Linked DNA regions of Mus musculus: region 1 is linked to region 2. The links are chromatin loops, found by intact Hi-C in ENCODE. Cell type or tissue: heart. All regions are shown on one strand.

Region 1 (8,000 bases), 170 kb after region 2:
GGGGGTCTGGGAATGTTACTTTTTAATCCTTGAGGAGCACAGAGGGATCCAAGCTGTGACTCAGCTCTGGGAAGCTGAAGGACTGGGGAGTGAGGAACAGTGCGGTAATCTAAGTTTTGCACAACTTCTTTGGGCCTGAGCGGCCACAGAGATGGGTCCAATCTAAACTATTCAAAACTTCTCCAAGCCTGAGTGGCCACAGAGAAATCACCTCCGAGAGAGAGCTGCTTTGTTTGATTCAAGGAAGGGAGACAAACAAAACTTGTTCTGTACCTGCTCTCTGCAGATGCCACTCCAGGTCACAGCTGGCAGGTTTCCCCTGTCCTATGGTAGAGGCTGAGGGCATGGGTGGGATACTCTAGTAGGTCCTACACCCTATAGGGTCACTGAGGACAGAGAACAGATCTAGGACGCCCTAGCTTGGAGTTCCCCCTCCCCCGTTACTCCATTCCTTGGCATTGTTCCAGGACATATCAAGTATCTGCCCCTGGAATTCCCACTTCCTTGTTTTTCTTTTTGGTTTTCCCCTTACAAGTTCTTCAAAAAGCTGCCTGGCTCCTGAGAGGCTTCCAGAGCAGGAACACTTCCTATCAGTTACCAGCCTGCCTTTCATACTTAGAGCTGAGGACCCTGGCCCCACTGCCCACTCGGGGCAGGTTTCCCATCGGATCCCAGGACAGGCCTGTCTTATAGGCATTAAAACATGTGATTCAAGCCGGGCGTGGTGGCGCACGCCTTTAATCCCAGCACTCGGGAGGCAGAGGCAGGGGATTTCTGAATTAAAGGCCAGCCTGGTCTACAGAGTGAGTTCCAGGACAGCCAGGGCTACACAGAGAAACCCTGTCTCGAAAAACAAAAAACGAAAAACAAAACAAAAACAACAACAAAAAAAAAACCCAAAAAACAAAAAAACATGTGACTCGACACTGCATGGAGCTATGAACACTGGCAAAGAAAAAGATCTCTTGGCACTCCCCTCCACACTAAAACATGAGCTCCATAACCTACAGGAAAGCTTTGTCTTTCAAGTGTCTCTGAAGGATCATTTATGAGGCTCAAAGTCTACCGTGAATATCCATCCTATCTGGATTTCCAAACGAAAAAAAAAAAAGCACCATTGGTTTCCTTAAATATCTCAAAGAAGGCTTGTGAGGTTTATCTAATTTTGATTTATAACTGCATCTGAATAGAAGGTGCTTTATAAATGAGGGAACCAGAAGAAAGAGGCAAAGTGACTTTGCAGAGAAGTCAGGCCATTCCTTAAGCCTCATGCTCTAACATATTGTATTATGTAGATTTGTTGATTTGTTTACAACTGTTTCACGGCAACCATCCCACTGGCCTCCTCTCAATAGTACATGATAATAACTATTACCATCATCTCCATCTCACAGCTAATAATCCGAGGGACTTCCCAGCATGCAGCAGAATGCAGCAGAACCTCACAGACATTTCTTCCTCAGAACTCCACCTTTAATCCTGACCCATAGCCCAGATTCCCCCCAAGCAGAGGACTCTGAGAGTGTGGAAGAAAGAGGAATTAACTGTGAAAGAAGGTTATCTGAGGTCCAGAGGCCATGTTGTTCACACTGGCAGACCCTCGGGCCACAAAACTGATGCATACAGTATACATTCAGGCTGCCAGAACCAGTGGTAGAGCCAGCGCTTGTACTGGCAAGCTGACCCGAAGTTAATCAGAAGGCCCCCTTATTGTTTGCTCGGACACAAAAGACACACTGTTCAGAAAGTTCAAGAAGGAAAAACCAAAGAGCCAGGAACAACAGCTGTTCCCTGGCCCCACTGAGAAACTAAAAGCTTCCACAAAGTTCCTTGAGGCCAGGAGTAAGTGGAAGATGTAACATGGCTGAAGTGAAGTGCATTTCTTAAGGGGCTTTCCTGCAGGAGAGTCCGCAACTCTCATCTTTCTCTTAACATTATGGATGGCCTGACTACTTTAACACCTATAAAACTACCTTTCTGGAAGGCTTTCCTTTCCTAGACACGCTGTGTTTACCACACATCACTCCTCTGAAATTTAGGACAAGGCATGCATGACTGGACACTGTGTGTGCTGGGATTTGGTTAAAATAGGAGCAAAAGGGATCATACAGCATAGTCCTTCAAGTTCCCAGCTCCCCGTAGCTGTAGTGTTAAGACAGCTCTCTGCAACATCTGGATGAGACAGATATTTGCAAGTCCCCAAAACCCAAGAAAGTCCCCTCCACAACTCAAGAAACCCTGTGATGGGCATCATTAATGGGGAGGGGGTTGTTTCCTATTTCCAAAGCTACTTCATAGACAGTGCAAGGCCCCCGCTCAGATATTGTTGTGCCAGTCCCTCTGCCCTGTCAAGTGTCCCAGATGGACTTGAAACTCACTGCAGGCTCCTCTCTGAGCTTCATTAGCTACTTTGATTGTTGTTACAAGTCAGACATAGCAGCATGGAGATAAGAGAGCACGAGGTAAAACCGACCAAGCTGCTCAAAAGTTTCCACATAAGAACTTCAACAGTGCTAGAGCGATGAGAACTCATTTTCCTATAAAAGAACCTTCCTGTGAAAATATCCAGTGGCTTTGTGCTAAATAAAAGCAGAGTGAAGCCTAAACATCTCCGATTCAGCCAGAGTGAGATTAGCTAGATTTGCAAAGTCAAGAAAATTGGCAGTTTCCCTCCTCCTCCCGGAGCTAATAGAATCCAACTGTTGGAGTATGACATCATTCTCGACCCCCAAACTCTGAAGTGAAGAGCACAGACACTGGCCTGCCATAAACAGCCCGACTCAAAGCAAGGGGCTCAGAGGTGCCCTTACCTGGTAGTCCGGGTGATTTCTTGCCCACTCCATTCTCCACAGAGGCTGGCTCACACCACAGTCGCTTAGGGAGCCCAGGGCCCCCAGATCCACTGGCTTAAGCTCCAGTACCTGCTGCGAACTTCCCACAGCTCCTTCCTCTGACCTTTCAAGACACTCCTTCCAGCCAAGTGAGCAGAGCTAGCGCAGCTAGCCAGTCAGGCTGGTTGTCATGGAGACCTGTCCTAGGCTGCACACACGCTTGCAGGCTTGCTCTCACTCAGCTAGGCGCTCTCCCTCAACCCGGTGTCCCAGGAGCGAGCTAGCACGCGCACGTTTATGCGTGCGCGTGCTTCTACACATTCTCTGAGTTCTAGCCGGCCTTGAAACAGCGCGGTCTTTTGATCGGCTCAGTTTATGCATGCATTCCACTCCTCCTACCTCCCTTCCAGTCAACCAGGAGCCCAGGTCTGTTCCTGGGAACTTGCTGCAACAACCCAGAGGGGAGAAGGGTGAGGACAGTGAGTGGACTTGTTTTCCTCCCCTCTAGTGTCTCAGCTTTTATAACTTGGAAGAATCCCTGCCAAAGGGGAGGGAGCTAGCTGAAGGCTTGGAGGGGAAGCAAGCACTTCCTCTGGGTCCTGCAGCAGCAGCGGAATGAGGAGGGACCCTGATGCGTGCTGCCTCAACTTGTTTGTTCGCTTGGGATTTTTCAGGAGCATTTGGGGCAGAAACACAGTTCACATCCTAGAAGCTGGCCTAGACTGGCCTCTCTGGTTACCTTGTTGACTGTTCAGGTCCTGGAGACAGCTTTTAGCCAGTACAGGGTCCCATGGTACTAGTGCCAGAGCCCAAGCAGTCTCTTGTCTTCCTGCAAAGGAGAAGAAACAAACTAGATCAGGATTAGGAGGAACACTGTTTAAGTCTACAGTCAGAGCCAGGACATCAAACACAATGCAAACAGCCTCCTCTCTGAACAAAAGATCCACAGCCCAGGCCTCCAATGAGAAACTGTACAAGTGCCAGGGCCGTACCTGGGACACAGAAGGCCCTTTTAGTAGCCCTATGTATACTTTTGCTTGGATGCTGCCTAACCCTCTCAAAATAGATGTACTAGTTTGTTTGATGCTCTTAACACACTGGTCAGATAGGTTTGCTACCATTTTATAGATGGGATCACTGAGGCCCAGAGAGATCAGATACTTGATCCACACTTACCTAACTAGTTAGGAACTGAGAGTAGAGACAAGTCAAGGGTCTCCTAGTCCTTTATGTTTTGCTATAAAGTACACAGAAGCCTGATCTTGAAAACCAGCTCATTTTCTAAGAACCACAAGTGTGGGCCTCCAAGGGAAAGTGAAGACTCTATCTAAGTCCTGTTAAGGTAAATCTATCTGCCACCCTTCTAGCCCAAAGATTTAATGACCGATAACATCTATGACATGCACAATATCTGCTGCAAACTAGAGAAAAAATGCCCTGCCCTACCCCCAAGTACTATCTTACATCTTCCCAAAATAACCTCCCAAATCCTGGTTCATTTTTTTCTCTGACAGAGTAGTCCTAAAAGTTACGACTGGTGTTATATTAATTTAACACATTTTAAAAATGTATCTAAAGTAAAGTTAAATTACTTGCTCCCATTTACTGAACCAGGAAATGAGAGATCCAAAACCAGTGTCCAAGCCTTTCAACTTTCTGGCATACATTAAGCAGAACAGTTGCCAAGAATACCAGAGCTAGAGTCACAAGACCTTAGCAGTGCCTGACCTCATCGCCAACTGGCCACCTGTCACTGAGCCAGCCTCCTCCCGACTTTCTACTTTCTATGAATATATCTCATACTGGGGTGGCAGAGGACTAGGGTGTGAGGTGCAGTGTCAAGGTGCTATTAGTCAAAAACACTTCAAATTAGGCACTCAGCTCTCATCCACCACCCCCCAATTGTTAGTACCTCTCCTCCACCAATCTAGTAGATATATTTTTCAAGTAGAACTCGGGGTTGGTAAATGGATTGACTGCATGTGGGAAGGTGGAGGCTGATGAGGATGAAGACAATGAGGCTCAAGGAGGCCATTCTCCAATGCTGCTCCTCAAAATAATGCTGGGGGAGGGGTGGGGGGGCCCTGATGGAATCTGTAACGCTTATCCCTTGCAGAATTCCTTGTGATGTTGACTCACCTTCAGTATGCTACAAAATTCCCAAAACCAGACTTTGGTTGACTTGAATTTAACTCACAAATATATGCTGAAGATAATACACAAAAACACGACATAAAACCCAAGTAGAAATGGCAGACTACTACAGATCCTTAAGTAGTGATAAGCCCAGAATCCCCACATCTGCATAGGAATTCAGTATCACTAAAGCTCTGTTTCTCTTTCCTCTTAAACACAGCAAATTCTGCTCTTTATCTGAACCCAAGGAACACACACCTGCCTAGTCTCCGAACCCAGATGAGGCAAGTCCACCCCTTTCTACAATAAGATCAAATTCACTGGAGTTGACAATATCAACTAAAATTTTCTGGGACCCTTCCAGTCAAACAGTGTGAGTCAGGCTACCAAAGCAGAAAGTCAGTCACTAAAGTAATCTAAATGTTAAAAGCCCTAAGACCAGACACACAACGCAGGCCATGCTCCCCCTAGCGGCACACCGGAGTTAGAGATTCTTTGGTATCTTGTCCTTAGAAAGAATAAAGTTGGGGCCTGAATTGGGGAGACCAGAACCCTTCTGTTGCATATGAGCTCCTGGAACTGGAAAGAAGCAAGGCCAGCCGACTTCCTCTGTTGCCTCTGCAGGACTGGATTCAGATCACGCCTGATTGGCTTTTTCTGAAGGAGGATTGTACAGACCCACGTTGTCTGCCAGTGGGTCAGTCAAGCTTGTAATACCAATTTCTCAGGAGGCTGAAGTAAACTGCAATGTCACCAACTGCCTTGGCTACAGAGGGCAGTCTGGGTAATTCAATGAAATCTTGTCTCAAAATTAAAAATAAGGGCTATAGGGTTAGAGAGATTGCTCAATGGCTAAGAACATAGTTACTTTTGCAGAGGAACCAGGTTTGGTTCCTAGCACCCACATGATGACTTACAACCATCCATAACTCCAGTTCCAGGAGATCCGATACCCTCTTCCAACCTCCATGGCACACGAATTTTACACAAACACACACACAGGCAAAATACTAATATACATAAATAAATCTTTAAAAATAAACAAACAAAATAAGGATGTGGTTTGAATATGCTTGGACCATGGGAAGTGGGACTATTAAAAGGTGTGGCCTTGTTGAAGGCAGTGTGTCACCGTGTAGGCAGGCTTTGAGAATTCCTAGTGCTCATGCTCCACCCAGTGTGGAAGTAAGAGTGTCCTTCTGTTGCCTGTGGGCCAAGATGGAGAACCCTCAGCTCCTCCAGCACCATGTCTGCCTGCATGGTACCATGCTTCCCACCATGATGGTAATAGACTGAACCTTTGAAACTGTAAGCCAGCCCCAATTAAATGTTTACCTTTATATGAGTTGCCTTGGTGATGGTGTCTCTTCACAGCAATGAAACCCTAACTAAGACAGAGAGCCAATGAGATTGTTCAACAGGTAAAGGGACTTCCTACCAAATCTGCGAACCTTAGCTCAATCTCTAGGATTCATACAGTGGAAAGAGAAAACTGAAGTTGTCTTGGACTTCCATATGCATATCATGGCATGCATTTACCCATATACATACCCAAATAAATAAATGCAATATTTTCAATAAAATGCAAATAAATAAATAAAGTGCTTGGGAGAAAGCTCAAAGAGACAGCACTGACAGACACACAAAAGGCTCTCGATTTCACCCTAACACTACAGGGAAAAAAGAAAAAACCACAAGTACATACACATACTTGGGCCAGAAACCTGGGTGACATCTCCAGGTCTCTTTCCCTTCCCACTGCAATCCATTTACCAAGCCCAAATAATTCTACTTGAAAAATATATTTAATATATGTCCCCTTTTCTCCACTTCTATCACTGCCTACCCATTCAGTAATTACTGCAGAAACCCAACTATCCTAGTTTCACCTCTTGCCCTCAAGGAAAATAGTGAAAAATCAAACTCAGTTTCTCATACACTGCCACACAACAATAAACACAGAGGCCTTCTGTTGCCAACTGGGTAGAGGTTTCTCCAAACATACCGAGCAAACCATCAGTCTAACAGTAGATGTATGCCCTCTGGTATAATTCAGACACTTTCCCTGGAGACTGAACCCAGCCCCGTGAGGCTCAGTCCTCAGTGCTGCCTCCCACCTCGCTAGATGCCAATTGCTAGGGTCAGACTGTTCTATCTGTGTTTCTGACAAGCACATATACATCTAAATCAGAATTTCCACAGTTACATCCTTGACTTTAACACATTTGCTATTAATAGGTTGGCCCATAAAACTTTAGGAATCACTTAGATCTCCTAGTCTATTATAAACGGTATTGTAGATGAAAGAGATTCATATGGCTGGTATGGGGAGGGCACAGAGCTTCCAAGTCCTCTCTACAAAGGTCACATGTTTGGCTCCACTATAGCTCTCAAAACCCAGTCCTCTGAGGTTTTATGGAAGATTCGGCATATAAGCACAACAGATTGTATCATTAGTCATTTTAACCAACTTAACTTTCACCCCCCTCTCTTTTCCCCAGGAGTAATGGAGTAAGACTAAAGTTACAATCTTCTAAACACAAGCAGCTCCCATCTTGAGGACATGCAGGAGCCCACAGGCACCAGGCAAATACAAATAGACATATCCTGCTTTGGAGATTCCAAAGGATTTTAGGAGTTGTCTGCCAGGAAACAGGAGGAAGACCAAATATACATTCCACAGCATCATAGCCTCACAAATCCATTCTCCACACGGCTGTCTGAAGCCCCTTTTGACACAGGATCATGTCATTTCCTGCTTAACACTTCAATGCTTCCCAGAGCTCTTAGGATGAGCTCTAGGTTCTTAGCAAGACCTCTAAAGACCCAGCACGACCTCCTCTTCCCTCCTCTCAGCATACTTCCTTCCCTTCCCTACTCTGAGCACATGGTAGTTTAGCTCACCAAAAGTATAAGATTCTTTTTTTCCAGGCTATCTAGCTTAGCCTGGGACTCCACCCCAAATCATTGCCCAGATGACTCTAATCTTGCCTCAACTTGACTCTCATCTCCTGATTTCCAGTCCTCCAAATC
Region 2 (8,000 bases):
TGCAAGCACGGCTTGGTAGATAAAGACACTGAGTAGATAAAGATACCAATCCTGACAACCTGTCCCATTCCCAGAACACATGCAAAGGTAAGAGAAAGCCAACACCTGCATGTTGTCCTCTGACCTCCATACATGCACCGTGGCACAAGCACATGTGCACACATGTGCAGACACAATAATAAAAATAAATAAGTTTTAAATAAGAATGGAGCTTTTCCCCTGACAGTAAGTAAAATATTTGTGACATCTCTGCATTTGTTAGAGGGTTTGTTTTGTTTGAGACAGAACTCACTATACAACTCTAGGCGTCCTAAAACTCGATGTGTAGACCAGGCTGGCCACAAACTCACAGAGACCCACTTGCCTGCTGGGTACTGGAATATAAGGCATGCACCACTCTGCCTAACTTTAAAGCGGTTTTAAGAATGTCCCAACCCCGTAGCAGAATCTTTCCAGCTTATCTAAGCCAGGGTTTCTCCTTTTTTTGGTTCATAAGCCACTAAAAAGAAATATGTTTTATATTGCCACCCACTGTATATGTATTTACTAACAGAAACACTTCTGAGATTTAGTTGGCCTCTAATTCCATCTGGAGAAGGTTCTAGGCTCTACAGGACCAGAGTGAGTGCTGGGGATGTAACTCAGCAAAAGAGGACCCACCTAGCATGTGTACCGCCCTGGGTTTGCCAGGACTGCAAAATAAATGAACAACTCATATGATTAGATTAGGCCCATCCAAAAATTCAGGATAGTCCCCCACTTCTATAAAGAAATAGCTGTGGGTATAGAGCCCTTGCCAACTAATATAATTACTTTATGCCCCCATAGGACAGTCCATGCAAGAAACTTTCAATTCTGTTAGGAAAAATAGTCATGCCTTATCCGTATGAAGGGAGAAAACCATGAGATCAACTTCATTTCCCTTCTTAGCATGGATTCCAGGAGATGATGGGGCTCAGATTTGCAGTTCAGTTTTAATAACTTGGCTAAACTTAGCAGCTCACATGTCTACAGCTCTCTTTTATCCTCTTCCATGTTCCCCTCATTCTGACTTTGATTTTTTATTGACTACTATATTGATGTTTATCTTATGCTGCCCCACACGCTTTGCACTTGCTGTTTTTTCTGCTTCTAAAGCTCTGCTCTCTTAGCTCTCCAAGGCTGCTGCTTTCTCATAATTCAGACTGTACAGTTGCCCCCTCCTCAGAAAGCCCACCCCAACCTCCTCTCTAGAGGATTCCCCCATACACATACCCCCAGTCTATCATCTTATCTTGTTTCATCTACAAACACCATATAAAGTGGTAGACCCCAACAGAAATTAAAACCTCCTTAGGAAGAAATTAAATTTTGAATTATATACTTTTCAAATAAGTCCCCCTTCCAAAAAAATCTTAATATAACATAATCTAAACACCTCTGCATTTGTCCTTATAGAGAGAAACCAATGAAGCTACACAGGAAGGTGATGCACTCGGGAGTCTGTGAAACCCACACAGAGACATCCTGGATCTTCTTAGGAAATCTTGGTGTTGTGCCAGACGAAAAACATTTTTCAGAGTATTCAAGTTGCTCAAAGCAGCCACATTAAATATTATGGCTAGTTACCAGAGCCCAGGTCCTCAGAAAAGAATTGCAGCACCATAACCATTAACACAACAAACTCTAGACACTGCCAAGGACCTCGCTCTATTCCAGGGGTCACCTCAGCACTACAATATGCTCTCCTGTTCCTGAAATTATTAACGTCACCATTGGCAGCAAGTATGATATGCCATTTACGTAAACACTTCAGGGTAATGTCAGGTACTGTAGAGTATCAAATTGCTGACATTTAAGAGAGAGGTCAGAACTGAAGCGTGGTGAGAGAACAAACACAAGAGTAACTAGCACAGCTTGTTCCAGCTTTTGTTGACCCTGTTGATAAAGGTACCAGAGTTTGGGCTTGGGCAGAGAGGTAGATTTCTTAAGTCAAGGAACGGTTGATTTGTGTTATTGTTTTAGAACACTCTCTCTCTCTCTCTCTCTCTCTCTCTCTCTCTCTCTCTGTGTGTGTGTGTGTGTGTGTGTGTGTGTGTGTGTGTGTAGTTTTTGATTTATATGAAATAGAGATCTCCTATAGCCCAGACTGGCCTCACACTATGTCATTGAGGCTGGCCTTTAACTCTTCCCAATGCTCCTGCCTCAGCCATCCAAGAGCTGAGACTATAAAGCTGTATGTGTGCCACCAATCCCAGATGATTTATGCATTAATTAAATTTCATGTTTTATTTAAAATATCTTAGCATATTGCTAAAGTACTTTTCTATACCCTGTACTGCGCAAAAACAAACACAACAACAACAAATGCTTAAGCCTTCATGTTAAAACAAACCACTCAATTTCTCTGATGTAACAAAGTCAGAGATATGTAGATTATTGCATGCTCTATTAAGGTTCCCCCCCCATGACACTTGTATTTGGAAAATGTGTAATTCAAAATGTAAGATTTTCCTAATGGGACTTTTTTTTCCTAGTAGGCTCTAGCAGTCTGTGTGAGTCTTTGCATTTTTATTTTATAAATAGAACCCTCACTGTTCAATTGACAGAAATATCTGTCCATAAACTCTGTGCCCCTGATGAGTTTTTGAATGTTGTGCCTAGCCTTCTTCATCAGATAAAACTTATTAGAGTTCAAGTTGGTACACACTAAGTCCTCTTCCTGGACATTTAGGATGGTTAAAATGGCAGTGCTCCCTGAGTAGTTTATAAAGACAATGCTACTGCTAGCTAAAGCTTTAGTCTCTTGTTATTGAAATTAATATCTCACACTAAAATCCATATGGAAATGAAATGATATCAGAGCAGCCAGTCTTAAGAGGAGGAAAAAGAGGAAGAGGAGGAAGTTGAAGGGGTCACGCTTCTCACATTCGCAGCTAACTATAATCAGGACTGAGTCATGTTGTCACAAAGCCAGACATACAGATCAGTGAGAGAGAACACAGAGGTCAGTCGAAACATTTTTGTTGAGTGGTCAAGGTGCTAAGACAATAGAGAGAAGAATCATTTTTTTCATCAATTGACCCAATAACGTCCTTTAGGATAATTTTCCTCCTCCATTACAGGACCTAGTCTGGAGTCAGACATTACATTTAGTTGTTATATTAATTTGCTTTCTACTGCTGTGATAAAACACTGACCAAAACCAATCTGAGGAAAAAGGGGTTTATTTGACTTATATTTCCCTGTCCCAGTCCATCACTGAGGGCAGTCAGGGCAGGAGCCAAAGCAGAGATTACAGAGGATTGCTGTTTGCCAGCTTGCTCTCCATTGCTTAAACATCCATTCCTTGATTTCTTATACAACCCAGGACCACTTGCCAAAGGGTGGTACCGCCCACAATAGGCTGGGCTTTCTCACATCAATCATTAATCAAGAAAATCCCCTTGGCACTAAGGCCATTCTGATAAGAAGCAATTCCTCAATTAAGGTTCCATGTTCCCTGGGTGACTCTAGTTTATGTCAAGTTGACAAAAACTAACAGTCATGTCTCTTTACCTTCCATTAGGCTGGAACATTTTCCCAACTTTTCTCTGACCCTAGCAACAGGAATTATTTGACTACAAGAGATGACTCGGCAGTTAAAGCATGCTCTGCTCTTCCAGAGGAGCGGAGTTCAGTTTCCAGCCTGTATCAGCAGGTTCCAGGGATGTCAAACACCTCTGGCCTCCTCAAGGATGTGCACACAAATCACATACCCACACTTAGACACACACATACAAGATTAAACACTGTAAAAATAAAACAATTTACAAAAGAGTCCTGCCTCCTGCCTTCATGTAATATACAATTTCTTTTTCTGATGCTTCTCTGTGGTCAAATTCAGGTCATTTATTCTCAGCCATAAGACATCCTACATTCCTGTGTGAGAAACACATCTGGATGCACAGTGTGTCCACCTGTTACTGATTGGTAATGCAATTCTGAGCACACAGTCAAGGCGTTATCTGATTTATCCACTCTGTAATTTTTCCTTTCTCCAAACTAATGAAGAGTCGTGGGGAGCCAATTTAAGACTATGCTCATCAGTCTCTCCCTAGAAACACCCTACCAAACAGTCCTTGCCTTCCAGGGAAGCGAAGAAAGTACCTCAGGCGCCATCTACAGGGCTGTCGTCACACTACAACAGAGCCAAGAACCAAGAACTTTATGACACCTGCCTGATGCTTTTATTTAGTCCGAGGCTCAGGAGCAATTTCAGTCTCAGACATTTTGAAAGAAGAAACTACAGACTCCTGTGTAATTTGGCTGAGTTCTAGTCCAACATTACCGTGAAGCTTAGGAAACTTACGATTTTCTACCACGTGAGTCCAGAGGGCTGAACTCAGGACGAGCCTTTTTACTCACTGAGCCATTCCACCTAACTGTTACTAGTTTTCAGGGTTTTTGGTGCCTGAAAAGCTCTCTCTCCAGCCGGAATACTATGTTTATTACATAAAATACTCCCCAGGCCAGGTGTAGAGGCAGAGAACATGTTGCAAGCCTGTGTGCTGGGGCAGGAGAGGAGACAGAAGCTTAGAGTGGAACCAAGAGTCAGCACACAAAGGCTCAGTGTCCTAGGGACCTAGAGAAATAACCCTGAAATGAATGAGGACAGACAGACAACAGCACAGGAAAGGGGGAAGTGTCAGGCGCTTGCACAGGGCTGGGAGAGAAAGGGCTGAGATTTCCAGGCCTCACTTGGAGCATTAAAACCATTAAAAGCATGAGCTTTCTCACCTGACACCGCCTACCCTCCATCCCCTTGCCTGGCTGCTATGGCAAGATGAGAGGAAGAATACGTTGAGGGCTCCTGTGTTAGGTGACATTGGGACATATGAGTGAGTGTGCAACTGTCATAGGATGTATAGGTCTGGAGCACAGAAAAGTTGGTCTATGCCTTTTATCAGACTCTAGGGATTTATGTGAAGTAAGTTTCTGACAGGTCAGGTGACTCATGTGGTGTTTTACTGATACCGACTCACATGGCGTTTTGCTAATAAGGTAAGACCCATGGGAGGACACGTGATGTTTGGGGGGTCCTGGTTCATCCTGGTCGCTCTTACTGACTTGTGCTGATTTGGCAGAGACCTGGCAGTTTCTGCTACATCATGCCACCACTGCTAATTCGTGTTTGCTATCCTGACACTACTGAAGTAGAGTGCTGGTGTCCTGACAAACAGATTAAAATCACCCCCAAGGAACTACTTCTAAACAGGTGCACATCCCCTTGTCCTGTTTACCACCTTTTCTCCCTACCTGTGGGTGATGGGCTAGAAGGGCATTGGTAAACTCTTATTAAAAGTAGGCTTCAAAAAAATCTAAGCCTACATTTCTGCACCAGGATGGTTAGTCGCAAGGCATAGAATCCAATTCTTACTAATTTAGACAGAAAGGGGATTTATTAAAGGGGCTTCTTAGGTGATTTCAAAGATCAAGCTTGTTGGAAAGTTAGGCTTAGAGCTCCACTAAGGCCAGGAACAACTCCTGGAGTCATCCATAGCGCTGCTCTGCTGAAGGAAGCATCTCCACAACCAGAACCTAAGTCTTCATCCACTGCTGCTGCCGTGGCAACTCCACGGCCTCCAGCCACACGCCCGCCCTGGATATGCAGTTTCCGGAGATTGTGACCGGCTGAATGTGGGTTCTGGGAGCTGGAACTCAGTCCTATGGAAGAGCAGTATGAACTCTTAACCACTGAGCCATATGTCCAGATCCTTATTTCCTTCTTAAATTATGACCAGTGGCTGGAAGGGATGCTTGGAAATCAAGATTCTAAAGTGTTTAGTGTGCCCTCTCCCCTCGAGGGCTCTCTCTTTCTCTCTCTCTCTCTCTCTCTCTCTCTCTCTCTCTCTCTCTCTCTCTCTCTCTCTTTCTGTGTGTGTGTATGTGTGTGTGTGTGTGTGTGTTATGCTTGTATGTGTTTATGTGGGTATGGGTGTGTATTGCGTCCCGCTCGACCGGCAAGAAAGACGCAACAAACCAGAATCTTCCGCGGCAAAAGCTTTATTGCTTGCTTCTCAGGAAGATTCCGAACCGGGAAAATGGCGCTGCTTTTATAACCCGCAGCGTGACGTTTCAGCACCTGATATGGCGTGACAGCTCCCGATTCGTTGCTTGCCCATCACCCCACTATTACACCCCGAGAATGGGAGTGACTAGGAGTGAATTCACTCTTGCACCTGCGTACAAGGCTTGTTTACTAGTTAGGCACAGTGGAGGCCCGAGCCATCTTATAATGGCGATTGCTCGCGGCACACACGGCTCTCCTCAGAGATTACTGGCGGCATGCACGCGATTGCTCGCAGCACATACGGCTCTCCACAGGTGTGTGAAAGCCAAACCAACAGCTTGGGTCTTCCTTTTTTTTTAAGACAGGGTCTCTCAGTGAACCTGGAGCTCACCAATTCTGGAAGGCTGGCTGAGCAGTAAGTTCCAGCAATCCTCCTGTATCCACCCACTCTCAGCACTGAGATAACAGACACAGCCTACCACACCCAGCCTTTGCATGGCTGCTGGGATTCAAACTCTGGCCCTTGCGCTTGCACAGCAAGCGCTTTACCTCGTGAGACATCTCCTGGTCCCTGTATTAGCTTTCACAGTGAAGAGTAAGCTGTGCCATCCAAGATTCCTGAGGTGGGGAGTCCATAAATAGGAATGGAGTTGCCTCAATTTGTTTTCTGTTGCTGTGATAAAACACTGACCAAAACCAACTTGTGGCTTACACTTTCCCTGTCTCAGTCTATCCGTGAGGGGAGTCAGGGCAGGAACTCCAGCAGGAATCGAGGTGGAATCATGGTGGAATGTTCCTTACCGCCTTGTTCAATATGGCTTGCTCAGCTTGAATTCTTATACAACCCAGTACCAGTTGCCCAGGGGTGGCATTGCCCACTGTGGGCTAGGCCCCTCCCAATTCAATCATCAACCAAGAAAATGGCCCACAGACTCATGGGCTAATCTGATGGAGAAAATTTCCTCAACTCAGGTTCCTCTTCCCAGGTGACTCCAGTTTGTGTCAAGGTAACAAAAAATAACTGGGGGGAGGGGGCGGGGTTCAAAGGTCAAGGTAACAATAGCTAGCACAGGGAGTCAGAGGTCAAGGTAACAATAGCTAGCACAGGGATTCAGAGGTCAAGGTAACAATAGCTAGCACAGGGAGTCAGAGGTCACTCCAAATGAATAAAAACCTTTACATTCACCAGAAACGATCCCCACCAAAATGTGTGTGCAGGAAGACAATGAAGAGCTGAAGAGGGTCACTGGGTCAAAAAGCTTAACTTTGTTTCTTGTTTTTTCCTTTTTTTGTTTGTTTGTTTGGTTTTTTGTTTTTGTTTTTGTTTTTGTTTTTGTTTTCCTTCAAGACAGAGTTTCTCTGTATAGCCCTGGCTGTCCTAGAACTTACTCTGTAGACCAGGCTGGTCTCGAACTCAGAAATCCGCCTGCCTCTGCCTCCCAAGCGCTGGGATTAAAGACGTGCACCACCACTGCCCGGCTTAACTTTGTTTCTGTTTACATATTTATTCAGTTTAGGAAGGTTGCTTGGGGGGGGGGGTTGATTTCTTGTTTTGAGACAAGGCCCAAGCTGGATTAGGCAATCCCCCTGCCTCAGCTTTCCTGGTGCTGTAATTACAGGTGTGCACCACCACACCAGACACAAGGAACTTTGAGGTGTTTTTGCCTGGCAATGAGAAGCAGGCTCTCATAAATATGTTTTTCCTAAATCTACCTCAGGCCTATTTTGAAGAGTAGGCTGTGCTCACGCAGACCCCTTTCACAAGGTCTTCTGTAGTCCATGTTCTTACCGACGTTGAAACCCAGGTTCCAAAGGGCTATGAAACAGGTCTTAACGGTTTTCACTAAAAAACACTCTAGGACACGGTTGCTGGTAAAGGAAAGTGTTATTTTTTATTTAATTTTGAATGTGTAGGTCTATTTAAAATCAATTTTGCTTCCCCTTAAATCCTTTCCTTGTGCCCCTAGCC

What was found. Peaks named below come from ENCODE experiments on the same cell type or tissue, not always from the same donor. Only the 100,000 strongest peaks of a DNase experiment are listed, where the experiment ranks them.
Region 1: a loop joins it to region 2, with 2.6 times the contacts of the local background. A loop is called at or near these places in 2 of 42 quality-filtered maps.

Annotation. Positions count from the first base shown.
Region 1 is chr7:109,613,488-109,621,487 of GRCm38, forward strand. Denn2b (DENN domain containing 2B) reads right to left here and starts at 3,660. Exons shown (of 20, transcript NM_001001326.1): 1 at 3,571-3,660. In heart, no CTCF peak of the experiment used is centred here; DNase peaks (open chromatin) are centred at 124, 464, 3,054, 4,584 and 3 weaker places; H3K4me3 peaks cover 2,698 bases; H3K27ac peaks cover 4,456 bases.
Region 2 is chr7:109,441,104-109,449,103 of GRCm38, forward strand. Trim66 (tripartite motif-containing 66) reads right to left here. Exons shown (of 20, transcript NM_181853.4): 20 at 7,898-8,000. It overlaps 1700095J03Rik (RIKEN cDNA 1700095J03 gene), which reads left to right. Exons shown (of 2, transcript NR_152110.1): 2 at 3,548-3,797. Among named protein-coding and RNA genes, the nearest start is that of Stk33, 6.1 kb to the left of the region's middle. In heart, a CTCF peak has its summit at 4,149 (motif pointing left); no DNase peak of the experiment used is centred here.